Linked DNA regions of Homo sapiens: region 1 is linked to region 2. The links are chromatin contacts, found by Hi-C or POLR2A ChIA-PET in ENCODE. All regions are on one chromosome and are shown on one strand. The core of a region is the stretch at or near the end of the contact, and the rest is flanking DNA. Distances in the headings are between cores, read along the strand shown.

Region 1 (6,389 bases), core at 815-3,314, 48 kb after region 2:
CCAGCTAATTTCTTTTATAGGGACGAGGTCTCACTTTGTTGCCCAGTCTGGTCTTGAACATCTGGGCTCAAGGGATCCTCCCTCCTCTGCCTCCCAAGGAGCTGGGATCACAGGCATGAGCCACTGTGCCTACTCTATTTGCTTTGTAATCCTAACCCTGCTTCTCACAGCGGCCCAAGTCCAAGGCAGTGAAACACACAATACAAGCCTTTTAGTCAATCTTCCTTAAGAAATATAAACAGAAAAAAGATGAGCCTTTCTTTCTTAGAAACAAGAGACTTTCTTTCAGGCTATGGATACAATCTTAAAACTGTTTGGAAAGAAATAGAATCAACACTAAATTCCAAGAGAAGGGGAAGAAAGCTACTCCATATTTCCCATTAGAATGCCTTTGATTATCCAAATATGAGACCAATCATCGCATGTCCTTGATGCAGTTTGCCAAACTATACATTTTTTTTCTGTAAGGAATTTTAATTGCTTGCTTTAAAGTAGTCATGGGGCAGAAAAATTTCTCAGAGTATTGAGAAAATCTTCATAACTCATTTGCTTGATAGATAGAATATATATGGATATATATAACTATGTATATAAAAACATACCTATAGATATATTGAATCTGTATGTTTTAATTCTGTGTAGACACAGTCCATTAAGGAGTTCTGTGTGTAATTAGTATTTTATAATGTTGATGTACTGTATTCACTACCCAATAGACTCAACTGGTATTGTGGTTATCCTTCTTAAAGCATTGTATCTGCTTCTAAATATTTCTTCCAGCCTCCTCCTCTCTTTTGATTTTAACTAAAAGAGGAAAGCAAGAGGCTAGTATGGGACATTTCCTTCCCTGTAGACACGTGTGCTTGGCATTCCTCCTCCCCCTTTACCATCATGTTACTTGTTGTGGGAAGTCCGGGACCCCGAACGGAGGGACCAGCTGAAGCCATGGCAGAAGAACGTGGATTGTGAAGATTTTATGGACATTTATTAGTTCCCCAAATTAATACTTTTATAATTTCTTATGCCTGTCTTTACTGCAGTCTCTGAACATAAATTGTGAAGATTTCACGGACACTTATCACTTCCCCAATCAATACCCTTGTGATTTCCTATGCCTGTCTTTACTTTAATCTCTTAATCCCGTCATCTTCGTAAGCTGAGGAGGATGTATGTCGCCTCAGGACCCTGTGATGATTGCATTAACTGCACAAATTGTAGAGCATGTGTGTTTGAACAATATGAAATCTGGGCACCTTGAAAAAAGAACAGGATAACAGCAATGTTCAGGGAACAAGACAGATAACCTTAAACTCTGACTGCCGGTGAGCCGGGCGGAACAGAGCCACATTTCTCTTCTTTCAAAAGGAAATGGGAGAAATATCGCTGAATTCTTTTTCCCAGCAAGGAACATCCCTGAGAAAGAGAATGCGTCCCTGAGGGTAGGCTTCTAAAATGGCCGCTTCGAGGGGCGGCCATCTTTTATGGTCGAAGCTGTAGGGATGAAATAAACCCCAGTCTCCTGTAGTGCTCCTAGGCTTATTAGGATGAGGAAATTCCTGCCTAATAAATTTTGGTCAGACTGGTTGTCTGCTCTCAAACTCTGTCTCCTGATAAGATGTTATCAGTGACAATGCGTGCCCAAAACTTCATTAGCAATTTTAATTTCGCCCCGTCCTGTGGTCCTGTGATCTTGCCCTGCCTCCATTTGCCTTGTGATATTCTATTACCTTGTGAAGCACATGATCTCTGTGACCCACACCTTATTCGTACACTCCCTCCCCTTTTGAAATCACTAATAAAAACTTGGTGGTTTTACGGCTCAGGGGGCATCACGGAACCTGCCGACATGTGATGTCTCCCCAGACACCCAGCTTTAAAATTTCTCTCTTTTTTTACGCTGTCCCTTTATTTCTCAGACCGGCCGACACTTAGGGAAAATAGAAAAGAACCTATGTGAAATATCGGGGGTGAATTTCACCCGATATCTGGCTGAATTTCCCCCGATAGTTACTAAAGGGAGGGAAACTCAAAAGAGAAAGACCTGTGGTCCAGCAGTAAGAATAATATTGGTTTCATTTCCTCCCCTGCCGCACTCTGATGGGTAGAGAACACCTGTCTTCGCAACCAGTATCGCTGCAGCAACGGGAACTGTATCAACAGCATTTGGTGGTGTGACTTTGACAACGACTGTGGAGACATGAGCGATGAGAGAAACTGCCGTGAGTCTTCTGGATTGGACGTTAAGCACTTACCATTACTCAGAAGCCTGGTTGGCTCTTCCCAGGCTGAGGGCCTAAGGTCTAGGGCGAGGGCCACCCATGATTGGTGATGCCCATCTAAGTTGATGGGGCTTAGATGACAGAGAAAACATATTTCCATACACAGGTAGATATTAGATATATAGGATTAATATTATATACATAATATTTTTTTAACCACCCCAGAAGTACCACTCGTTACAAGAGATTTATAAATAAACGTCACATGGCTGAAACTGAATTGATTTGGCAATCTGGGCTCTAATCTTGGCTGTGGCTCTGTAATAAAGCTGGTGACTTGGGGCGAGTAAACAGGTGATATTCTTTGATTTGGAAATTCAATATTCAGCCTTTTTAGGGATGGGAAATGAGTATTTACTCCAGTTGGTTGATGTTGGCTACCTACCAGGCTCAAGAGAGATTGTTTTCATTGGTTAGTAATGCATAGCTTGGCCTACAGTGTGGGGCCATTGGTGTACATGCCATGTAAGTGTCATCTTTAGGCTGTATAATTTTTAAGATCTGACTTCTAAAGTATAAGACTGTGGTTAGCAGAAGTTAAAACCAAACAACCACAAATAACAGATAGTTTATTAACCATGAATTTTCACTATCTTTTCTTCACTTAATTTTTAATAGCTTCGACATTATCTTATAAGGAGATGATTTGCCCTTTTGTCAGTCATGCACTCACTCAACAAGCAGTTGCTATACACCCTGTGTTCCAGGCTCTGTGCTGGGCCTGCATATATATTGCCGATCAAGGCAGAAACGGAGTTCACAGTCTGAAGTAGGAGTCAGAAAAATAGGCAGTTACAGTAGAGTGACGGGCACTGCGATGCGGAAGTGTCATATGCATGTAGGATGGGCACCCAAAGCAAACTTGGGCAGGCCCTAGCAAAGAGCTCTGGAGAGTGTCTGGGGTGAACCAAGCAGAGGTGGAGGGAATCAATTCACAGGCAAGGGAGCAGCATGTGGGGAAGCTGGCATGGCCAGGAAACTGGTTTGAGTTATGGAGAATGGGCATGGGCACAGGGGCCAAGGTGAAGTTAGATGAGTGGGCAGCGCCCAGGACAGCAAGGGCTTTGTGGACTTTATCGGAGAAGCAGTTGGGAACCACTGATGTCATGTGATGAAAGTTCATCTTTGGAAGGATAAGTAGTGGGCAGAATGCGTTTGATGGAGAGAGACCAGAAGCAGGAACCAAGTCAGAGGCTTCTCTTTTATATATTTTACCTTTGGCAACCCAGGGGCTCATTTACCCATTTGTACTGTAAGAACAGATTAATGGGAAGCTCTAGATACTCATTTAGCCAGTCATCCGTGGGGCCTGTGCCCGGCTCCCCTGCCACTTCACCCAGAAAGCAACTTGTGAAATATCCAGCTCATTAAACACATCTGGGCCCTGCAATCCTATAGACTCCCCCTTTTGGCTGATAGAGGGTTATTTACAAAGCCTTTCCTTAATCGTTTTCCCTTGGATTCAGAGGGTGCCTTTCACACCGAGGGAGTAGAGCTTATTTGCTGAATGGCAGATTTGGGAAAGCACTAGCCTCTCTGTGTCTTTTCTGCAAAAAATAAGGCCTATAAAGCCTCCTTTATCAGAGTTGCAGGAAGGTGTGATATTTGTGGGGGAATAGCCAAAGCTCTTTAAAAACATTAATGCTTATTAACAGCATTGAAGCAGATAATGGAAAGGAGTTTATTACATATCTGGGTGGGATAGAAGATGCTTCTTAGAATTAACAAGTTACAAGGAAATTGCCCAGACATAATTAGGCACAGTGGAAGCAGGGAGATACAAACCAGATGACCTCATATCCAAGAGTGAGGGACACAGGTGGCAGAGCATTCCTCCTTGTGCCCTTGGGCTTGGTTTCTACTAAATGGACAAGCTGAATCTTGTATTGGCTCCGAGTTTTGAGAGGAATGAAGACCTGCATCTTTTGGGAGGCACCTGCTGCCTCCAATGGCTTCCTCCCACCCAGCCCCTGAGCTCTGTTGCAGACTGCACAGTTGTGCATGAAGGATGGAGCTGGCCCTGCCCTCCTCCCAGCTTGGCGTGAATGTCAGCTGGGATTCACTTTCCAGAGACCCCGAGACCTACTTTCTGCTCCGTCGTCTCCCTGTTTCACCTGGCTCAGGTCTACACATGTCAGATGGAGCTGAGGCGTGGAGAGGAGGAACCAGAAGGATTTAAAACTCAGAGACTGGGAGTCAAGAGAGAGGGGCTTATCTGTGCCTGCATGTGTGTCTCCCTCATCAAGGAGGTTGCGTGTGGAGGAGAGAGGTTCCCTGTTTCTAAGCAGGGCTGCAGGAGCTGGACCGCAGTGACTGAGTACTGCCATGTGGGGAGTTAAGTGAGGCACCCTGCCAGCTGCCAGGGAGCAGTGGAGGAGGGGGGACACCGGGATGCAGGAGGGTGTTGTCAGTGGGTTTCCCTCCCTCTTACACAGATTCCTCTAGCTGGGTGACTGTCAGGCACTCAGGGTTTTGACGCGAATCCCTGCAGTCTTGTCATTTTGCATTCATCCCCTGCCTCCCACCACGAGCTCAATTACAGAGAAGAAATGGAGCCTCAAATAAGAGCTGCCAGGATGTCTAACGGCAGCATTGCTATTTGGCATTTCGTGCACGACAACCCCTCCCCCGTGCCAGCATTCTGTTCTGCCACATTTTACCTCCTGGGTCAGCCTTTCACTCTCCTGAGAGCAGCCTGCCTTCCCCTCGCCTTTCCTGGAGGGTGTTTCACGGGGTGCCAGGGATTGTGCTTAAGCACAGGAAATATCTACTTAGGAGAGGAAGAAAAATCTAATTCTGTATCCATTCTAATGCCAGAAGGACATGAGGAATGATGAGGAAGAGAAGTGACATTTGTTTAGAGCCCATTATATTTACATCCTATTTAATAGGCTCTGGTTCCAAACTTGTTCCCTGGTTTATCTTCATAATAATGCTACCAAGTAAAGGCAGGTTAAGTAAGTTGTAGGTTGCAGACTCAATTCAAATCTAGTCTTTCTGGCTGGGCGTGGTGGCTCATGCCTGTAATCCTAGCACTTTGGGAGGCTGAGGCAGGCAGATCACTTGAGGCCAGGAGTTCAAGACCATCCTGGCCAACATGGCAAAACCCCATCTGTACTAAAAATACAAAAATTAACTGGGGCTGGTGGTGGGTGCCTGTAATCCCAGCTACTCAGGAGGCTGAGGCTGGAGAAATCGCTTGAACCTGGGAGGCGGAGGTTGCAGTGAGCCGAGATTGCGCCACTGCACTCCAGCCTGGGCAACAGAGCGAGACTCCATCTCAAAAAACAGAAAAACAAATCTAGTCTCTCTGACTGTGATCTCAAGCACTAGGACACATTATCTTACCCAGTTTTACTGTTGAGAAAACAGCCGTAGGGAGATTAAAATTAATTTCCCCAGGAAGAGGTAGAGCCACGATTTGGTACCCAGTCTTGACTGACTGCAGACAGAGCCTATGTTCCTACTGTAGAATTCTACCTCCATGCTGCCTTTACCATCTGTACAATGAAGTGCTAACTTCTTGTGTGAAATTGAGCTTCTCTAATCGTAGTTTCATAGATAAAGGTATTTCTGTCACTTATTTAGGAAGACACTTTTCGCGTCTGAAGGGATCTTAGGAGGTCACCTAGCCTGTCACTCTCTCTCGCCAACAGATGACAGTTTCTCACTTTTCCCCGTCCTGTTCCGATCTGGAAGCTGTCCACAGAAAGATATGCCCTTATCTCTCTTGGTTGTAAATTTCAAGCTCTCATGTAATTTATGTCTTCTGTAAGTCTAGGTTTAATTTCTGTTGCTACAATTAATACCTGCTTTCTTCTATTTTTTAATTGGTTTTCCAGTAGGATGTTTACATTTGTGGGAAATCAATTGTACCTAAGGAATATGTTGTCTTTCTATCCCATTTTAGCTACCACCATCTGTGACCTGGACACCCAGTTTCGTTGCCAGGAGTCTGGGACTTGTATCCCACTGTCCTATAAATGTGACCTTGAGGATGACTGTGGAGACAACAGTGATGAAAGTCATTGTGGTAAGGGGACATCACATCCTGAAACCCTGCTCTGGAGAGGGGGGTCATTGTGCTCCCTCACAGGGCTGTACTGGTAT
Region 2 (7,204 bases), core at 2,373-4,872:
TCTAGGGAATGACCCTGGCCCTGGTGGGATGTGCCAGGTGGGAGTCTCATGGAAAGCACTAGCTAGATGTTGGATGCTTTGGAGGAACTAATGTGCTGAGGAGATGTCAGCCCCGTGGGTCACCTTAGGGAGGGGCATGGGCCCAGTTGGTGGGGGTATTGCCAGGGCATGGATTCTGCACTGAGTGGGGCTATAGGGGACCTGGTGAGCTTCCTGGTAAGCCTTGGCCCAGGGCACTCTGGGAAGAAGGGGAGAAGTGCCCTGGGGAGGGCCAGTGAGGATAAAATGGAAGAAAGTAGACCCTCAGAGAAAGTACTTAGGGTGGGGCAGATTGTTGCAGGGCAGGTCAAGTGGGGGAAAGGAAAGGATGGGCTGGGACTTCTGGTGAAGGAGCATGTGAGGTACAGGAAGACAGGCTTCTGCTTAGAAGTAAAAGATAAAACTCCAGGAATCCGACTCGGGAAAGAAACAGGGCTCATCTAAATGAGAGAAACTCAGGCCTCCCAGATATCTAGAAGAAGCCCATAACCAGTGGGATGACAGGTTTATGATGATAACCCTCAGAGAGGTAGAGCAGAGGTCAGCAGAGAAGGAGGAATCGAGACCTTCAGCTGGTTCCTAAGGAAGCCCCTGAAAAATAACTGAACTAGACCTAAGGAAACCACATGTCAGAGAATTTGGTCTCAACTCCAGCATTTCATTCGGCACTCTGCTCAGTCCCTCAGCCTGAAGCTGCTTTGGTGGGGCTCCTAGTGTTCCTTTTCCTGCCTCAGAGGTTGTTGTTTGGGTCTTTCTGTCTGAGGTGGCAGGGCAGTCATCCAGCTGAAGAGATTGTGTGGAGATGGTTGATGGAGGACAGCGTTTCTCGGCTTTATTGTGTAGCCGGTGGCTTAGAACCCCTGAAGTAAAGGGCAAGCTTCCAGTCTTTTTTCTTTTTCTTTTTTTTTTTTTTTGAGTTGGAGTCTCGCTCTGTCACCAGGCTGGAGTGCAGTGGCACGATCTCAGCTCACTGCAACCTCCGCCTCCCGGGTTCAAGCGATTCTCCTGCCTCAGCCTCCCAAGTAGCTGGGACTACAGGCACGTGCCACCATGCCCAGCTAATTTTTGTATTATTAATAGAGATGGGGTTTCACTATGTTGGCCAGGATGGTCTCGATCTCTTGACCTTGTGATCTGCCCCCTTCAGCCTCCCAAAGTGCTGGGATTACAGGTGTGAGCCACCATGCCCGGCCAAGCTTCCAGTCTTAACAGCCACCTATGAACCCTGGTTACAATTTCTCAGAGATCCGCTCTATTTGTAATGCGTGTATCATTTTAGCGCAAAACCACTTCCCTGTGGCTGTGGCATCAGGGTATCCGCATGGTAGATAAAGCCTGGGAAACCCATATTCTCTCTCTCTTTTTTTTTTTTTGAGACGGAGTCTCGCTCTGTCGCCCAGGCTGGTTGGAGTGCAGTGGCGCGATCTCGGCTCACTGCAAGCTCCGCGTCCCGGGTTCATGCCGTCCATATTCTCTTAAGAATATAACCCCAAGCTTTCTAGAGCCATCCTTGCTATATGTACAGTTTCTTTAGGAAAGAATCGACAGGTTCTGCTGAGCTTCCTGACAGAAAACCCTGTGGGCTTCTATCTGATCAGGGTGTTGGATAATTAGGTTGTAAGTACCTGGAGAGGGGCTGTGTAACCCTGAGCTAGGTTCCTACAGATTGGGTTGAATTTTAAGCCTCAGCACTGTTATTAATGTCTTGCAAGTCTGACTTAATGATTTCTGTTTTTGAAGGCTCACTGGAGGATTTGGAGTCAATTTCGTTAGTGATGTAATAGATGTGACTCTTTCGTCAACTTTTGTATGTTATATTCATCATTCTAAACCCCCTGTTAGGAATTGTTGGTCAGACAAGCCTTTTGACCCTAAAAGTTGAAAAGAAACAAATTTTTTAAAATAGCAGATTATCTGGCTGGACATGGTGGCTCATGCCTGTAATCCCAGCACTTTGGGAGGCCAAGGCAGGTGCATCACTTGAGCTGAGGAGTTCAAGACCAGCCTCGGCAACATGGCGAAACCCCATCTCTACCAAAAAATAAAAAAAATTAGCTGGGCATAGTGGCACACACCTGTAGTCCCAGCTACTTGGGAGGCTGAGGTGTGAGGATCATTGAGGATCATCTGAGTCTGGGAGGTTGAGGCTGCAGTGAGCCATGATTGCACCACTGCACTCCTGCCTGGGCAGCAGTAAGACTGTCTCCAAAAAAAAAGGAATGAAGTTCTAACAATGTGCTATAATGTGGATGAACCTTGAAAGCATTATGCTAAGTGAAAGTAACCAGATACAAAAGACCACATATTGCAGATTCCATTTATATGAAATGTCTAGATAGGCCAATTCATAAACACATGGAGCAGATGAGTGGTTTCCAGGGCTTGGGAAGGGAAGAGGAAATGGAGAGTGACTGCCAGTGGGTATGAGGTTTCCTTTTGGAATGATGAAATGTTCTGGAACTAGATAGTAATGATAGTTGCACAACATTGTGAATGTGCTTAATGCCACAAAATTGTATACTTTTAAATGGTCAAATTTTATGTTATTTACAATAACAAGCAAATACCAATTCAGGTTCATAGCTGTTTATTTTCATATTGTAGGTATTTTGCAAATGAACCATTTGCTGACTTCCACCGAGTGGAAGGATTGCAAGGAGTCTACATTGCTACTCTGATTAATGGTTCTATGAATGAGGAGAACATGAGATCGGTCATCACCTTTGACAAAGGGGGAACCTGGGAGTTTCTTCAGGCTCCAGCCTTCACGGGATATGGAGAGAAAATCAATTGTGAGGTATTGATGCTTTAATCTTCTTTTGCTTTTTAATATAAAGGAAAGAGCCCTGCTCTGTGGTAGTTTCCTATGTCTAGTATTTATTGAAAAAATACAAGATCACATGGTATTCTATTAATATCACATGGAGCAGACTTCTATTTGTGTTGCTACACTTGCAGTTCCCAAACTCTGCTCCAAGGTCTTGCTACCACTTCTGGGCAGAAGCAACTCAGAAAAAAAAAAAAAAAAGTAGTATTCGTTTTTAGTACTACTTGTTTAGTTAGACCATTACTTGGTCTTTTGGATTTTTGAATTTTGTTTGTCCATGGTGGGCTATGTGGACACTCCCCTATATAATGTATCTGTGGCCCTTGGGAAAATTCTTTTGGAGACTCTTACCTTAGAATTTACTTCTTGGTTTTTCTTCTCTATTTGGCAATGGGTCTTGGCTTACCACATCAAATCTAATTTTGGAAAGAGGCAGCCTATAAATGGATATAGACAAATATCTGGGTACTTCCTCTTCCCTCAATAGTGTCTTCTACAGCAGCTTGGTGAGATCCTGGGATAGTTGGGGCTTGGGTGTTTTTGAGCGTGCTGTGGGGGTCAGGCTTTAGTTAAATCGAATTAATGGTATCATTCAAATTCAGCTTTCTGTTTCCCTGACTAATCAGTTTATTTATGAACTGTCGTTCATCAGCTTTAGGTATAGGTTTCTTCTTCTGAGTTTAGGTGGTGGAAGGAATGTATAGGAAATGGGTAAGTCTGATTACCTGAGGTTACAGAAACTCTTCAATGAATAGACTTCCTTGCAGGCAGAGAAGCATGAGTCAGAAAGAGGAGTGAGCAAATAAATATTTCTTTGAGACCCAGCCTAATTTGTTCCAGTTTTCATTGGTCAAACTGAGACTCTAGCAAGACAGATACTTGTTAGAGATCCTTTTATGACAAAAATAAGTAGCAAATAATCCAGCAAACCTTGCTACCATTTTTACCTGACCATAACCACATAAGCACATAGTCCTCCTGTGCAGAACCCTGGCCACATCTGAGTAACATTGAACAAGCTCTTTCTGACCAGGAGAACTGAGTGTGACCATATGGCAAAGGGTGTTGTCCTGATTGCTTGCAGAGCTATGAAAATCTGGACATGAGTGATGGAGGCCAGACTGAATCGCTTGAAGCCTTGCCCTGTATACCTACACCTTTGTGCAAATGTAAAATACATAGGAAAAAATTTAGTGCTAATCCTTTGCTTTTTATATCTCATTGATACTGTACATCAGGGGAGCTTTTCCATGAGACTTATGACTTCTGATTCTTGGTCTTTCTTATGACAGAATTGCTGGAATCATGTTTGAAATATGTCTCTGACTTAGAAAGTGAATATGACAAAATCATTTCATTTCTCTTTAGTTCTGAGTCACTTGAGAGGATCTCTGAGTGATAGGATGAGATGATGACTTTCCCATCTACTTGAGTTGACACTGATTTCTAATTGTTATTCCCTGAGAGTCTCAGAAGGCCTTTTTAAGTTGTAATTGTTCTCTTCTTCCACGGGACATTTATGTGGGTTCAGATGATCCTCTCTGTCTGGGGGGTGTGGGGACAGCTGGGCTGTGAGTCTGGTTTCCCCTGGGCCAGGCCTCCTTGCCCCGTGTCAGCTGCACTCCCCTCACACAGGCCGCAGGGTTTACAGGGAACGCTAGGCATGGTATCATGTGCTGACACTGCCTGAAACTTTGGTTGTATAGCTTTCCCAGGGCTGTTCCCTTCATCTGGCTCAGCGCCTCAGTCAGCTCCTCAACCTCCAGCTCCGGAGAATGCCCATCCTGTCCAAGGAGTCGGCTCCAGGCCTCATCATCGCCACTGGTAAGTGTGCTTGCCTGTTCTCAAAAGGGGTTCAGCTGTCTGGTGATGTGCAGGCCAAATGCAGAGCGATCACCCACACCTCCAGCAGTAACCACGCTTTGTGGTTTGAAAGCATTCTTAGTTGCTAGATACTACGCAGAATTTCTGGCTGGGCAAGGTGATTATCTGACATATTCTTGAAATTAAAAATAATTATTTCTCTTGCATTTTAGGCTCAGTGGGAAAGAACTTGGCTAGCAAGACAAACGTGTACATCTCTAGCAGTGCTGGAGCCAGGTGGCGAGAGGTCAGCCCCCTCCCCCAATCCCGTCCCCTCCACCCTCATTCCCATTTGTGTGAGAATGTAGACTGTGCCTTGGCATTTCAGGGACACAAATGGTCCATGGCAGAGACCAGTAATGCCAGATATGACTATAAAGTAAAGAAAGGTACCTGAAGCCACTGATTTATATCCACAGTTACTTTAAATTAAACACAGACCTTTGCAAATGTGTGAATTTTACTGAACATTCTAAGATTATGAGTTCTATGAGGGCAAAGACAATGTCTGTTTTACTGACTTCTTTATCCTTAGGACCTAAGAGTGCCTGGCATGGAGTGGGGGCTCAGGGCATATATGCTGCATGTATCAGCAAATTATAGCGTAGTGGTATTAGCCCTGAAATGGGCTGCTATTATTATTATTATTTTGTATATTATTGAAGTTGAGATGAAGCCTGTCCTTGCTGGGCTATGTTGTATAGGCACTTTCGTCTCACTCTGTGCTATGGAAGTAGACTCTCTTTTTGCCTTAAGGTTGTATAACTAATATCGATGCTGATTATACCAATTCCTAAGACAGGGCTAGTTCCCTAGTTCCAAAATGCTAATTCATCTTCATCTTTGGGCATTAGAGAATTTCCAAACTTGTAAAAAAAAAAAAAAGTTGTTGCCAGCCTCCCATTGATTAAGGCCAAGGAAGTGCGTTTGGTCTCGTTCTGTAGGGGTTGCTTTCAGGGGTGACCCTCTAGTTATGCCAGGAGCCACCAGGGTAAAACCCAACAGATCACTTGACAGGATGAGCACCTTGTCATCGAGCAGCCCCGCAGGCTGGGCAGCCGGAACAGCACGTCGGGAGTGATGTGGAGTTCTCAGAACAGCTAGCAGACATAGTTCCCATCCACGTGGTGCTTTACTGGGAATGCACCATGCTCACCTTGATATTTGAATAGGTAATATGTAAAGCAGTAATAAAAATACCAACATTCATTTGGCACCTTGCAGTTCACAGAGGCCTGTCACAAGCCTTCTCTCACTGTGGCAGGGCTTCCCATCCCTCCCGAGGAGAGAGATGAGGCTCAGACACTGTGTACTGTATGTGGTGAACGCAAATATGTGTTCAGATGAGGCAGATTGTTAAGGCCATTGTAGTCAGAGTGCAAACAGTTTGAATGGAAATTTTCGGGTTGTCCTTGTGCAGCTCCCAAGGGAAGATTAAGCAGCTGCTTTCCCCTTTCGTGGAGCTGGACGCTCCCTTTGAAATGGGGTATCCTCTTCTCTGCGAATAGGCCTGTGGTTTGTTTGTGCCTTCTGCTGTTGGTGTAATCTGGGATTTGCACATCTGCAAGTGATTTCCTTCTGGGTAGAAAGCAGTGTCTTGTTCCTCCTCCAGTGAAGTGGTATCGTCTGGTGATTACCGGGGCAGCTGTCAGTGCCTCCCTCCACACGTGCCTTGTCCCTGCCAAGAAGCAACCAGTGCATAAGAGACCTTATTTTGGGACATAGCAGAAAACTAACTTGGGGATGAAAAGATTGTGAGTTTATCTGTGTGAGTGGGCATCTGAGTCCCCATGGGCAGCCTTCACTTTAGAGGGACAATCTGGGCTGTGTGCAGGAGCAGGTGGTGGCAGAGGAAGAGGCTGTAGTGGACAGAATGTTGCCTGGAGCACTGATGACTGTAATTGTGGTTTTCTTTTTCCTCCTAATTAGTTGTGCAAATTCTCTGATCCTCAGAATTCCTTTTTTTGTGCTTTTTTCTCTTTTTAAATAATTTTTATTTCTTTTATTTTTAGCTTTTTTCTTTATCAACTTTATTGAAGCAGATGAAGGCACAGTACACTGCACATATTTAAAGTGTACAGTTTGATCAGAATTAATTATGGTCACCACAATTAAGATAACAAACATTTCCATCTGCAAATTCTCTGATCCTCAGAATTCCGTTTTTGTGCTTTTTTTCTTTTTAAAATAATTTTTATTTCTTTTATTTTTAGCTTTTTTCTGTAACAAATTTATTGAAGCAGATAAGGGGACAGTACACTGCACATATTTAAAGTGTACAGTTTGATCAGAATTAATTATGGTCGCCACAATTAAGATAACAAACATTTCCATCACCCTCCCCGAGGTATCTTTGTGCCCCTCGGTAATCCATCCCACTCTCCAGTCTTGTCCTTGTCTGCTTCTGTTATTCATTGGCATTTTCTAGAATAGGTTATTCATTGGCATTTTCTAGAATTTTGATAAGTGGACTCA

What was found. Hi-C counts contacts between places; a loop is a spot of excess contacts on that map. ChIA-PET counts read pairs that join two places held with the same protein, here RNA polymerase II (POLR2A). Pooled maps may share reads with other maps.
Region 1: a map with no recorded cell type shows a loop between it and region 2 (6-fold over the local background). The contact joins two enhancer-like sites. A Hi-C loop is called at or near these places in 2 of 168 maps with a recorded cell type or tissue (OCI-LY7 and mammary epithelial cell), 22 of 37 single-sample maps with no recorded cell type and 10 of 50 pooled maps. POLR2A ChIA-PET finds 5 or more read pairs at or near these places in 4 of 52 experiments (H1, MCF 10A, activated CD4-positive, alpha-beta T cell and 1 more).

What each region holds. Positions count from the first base shown.
Region 1 is chr11:121,568,052-121,574,440 of GRCh38, forward strand. SORL1 (sortilin related receptor 1) reads left to right here. Exons shown (of 48, transcript NM_003105.6): 23 at 2,106-2,219; 24 at 6,190-6,312. Among named protein-coding and RNA genes, the nearest start is that of SORL1-AS1, 120 kb to the left of the region's middle. RefSeq lists enhancers at 1,903-1,952, 2,063-2,232, 2,693-3,194, 3,195-3,694. Within about 2 kb of position 2,065, at least 3 of the 41 ENCODE cell types and tissues checked have a DNase peak (open chromatin) inside an H3K27ac peak, as active enhancers do.
Region 2 is chr11:121,518,014-121,525,217 of GRCh38, forward strand. It overlaps SORL1 (sortilin related receptor 1), which reads left to right. Exons shown (of 48, transcript NM_003105.6): 9 at 2,644-2,836; 10 at 4,573-4,690; 11 at 4,903-4,976. Among named protein-coding and RNA genes, the nearest start is that of SORL1-AS1, 69 kb to the left of the region's middle. Within about 2 kb of position 3,623, at least 3 of the 41 ENCODE cell types and tissues checked have a DNase peak (open chromatin) inside an H3K27ac peak, as active enhancers do.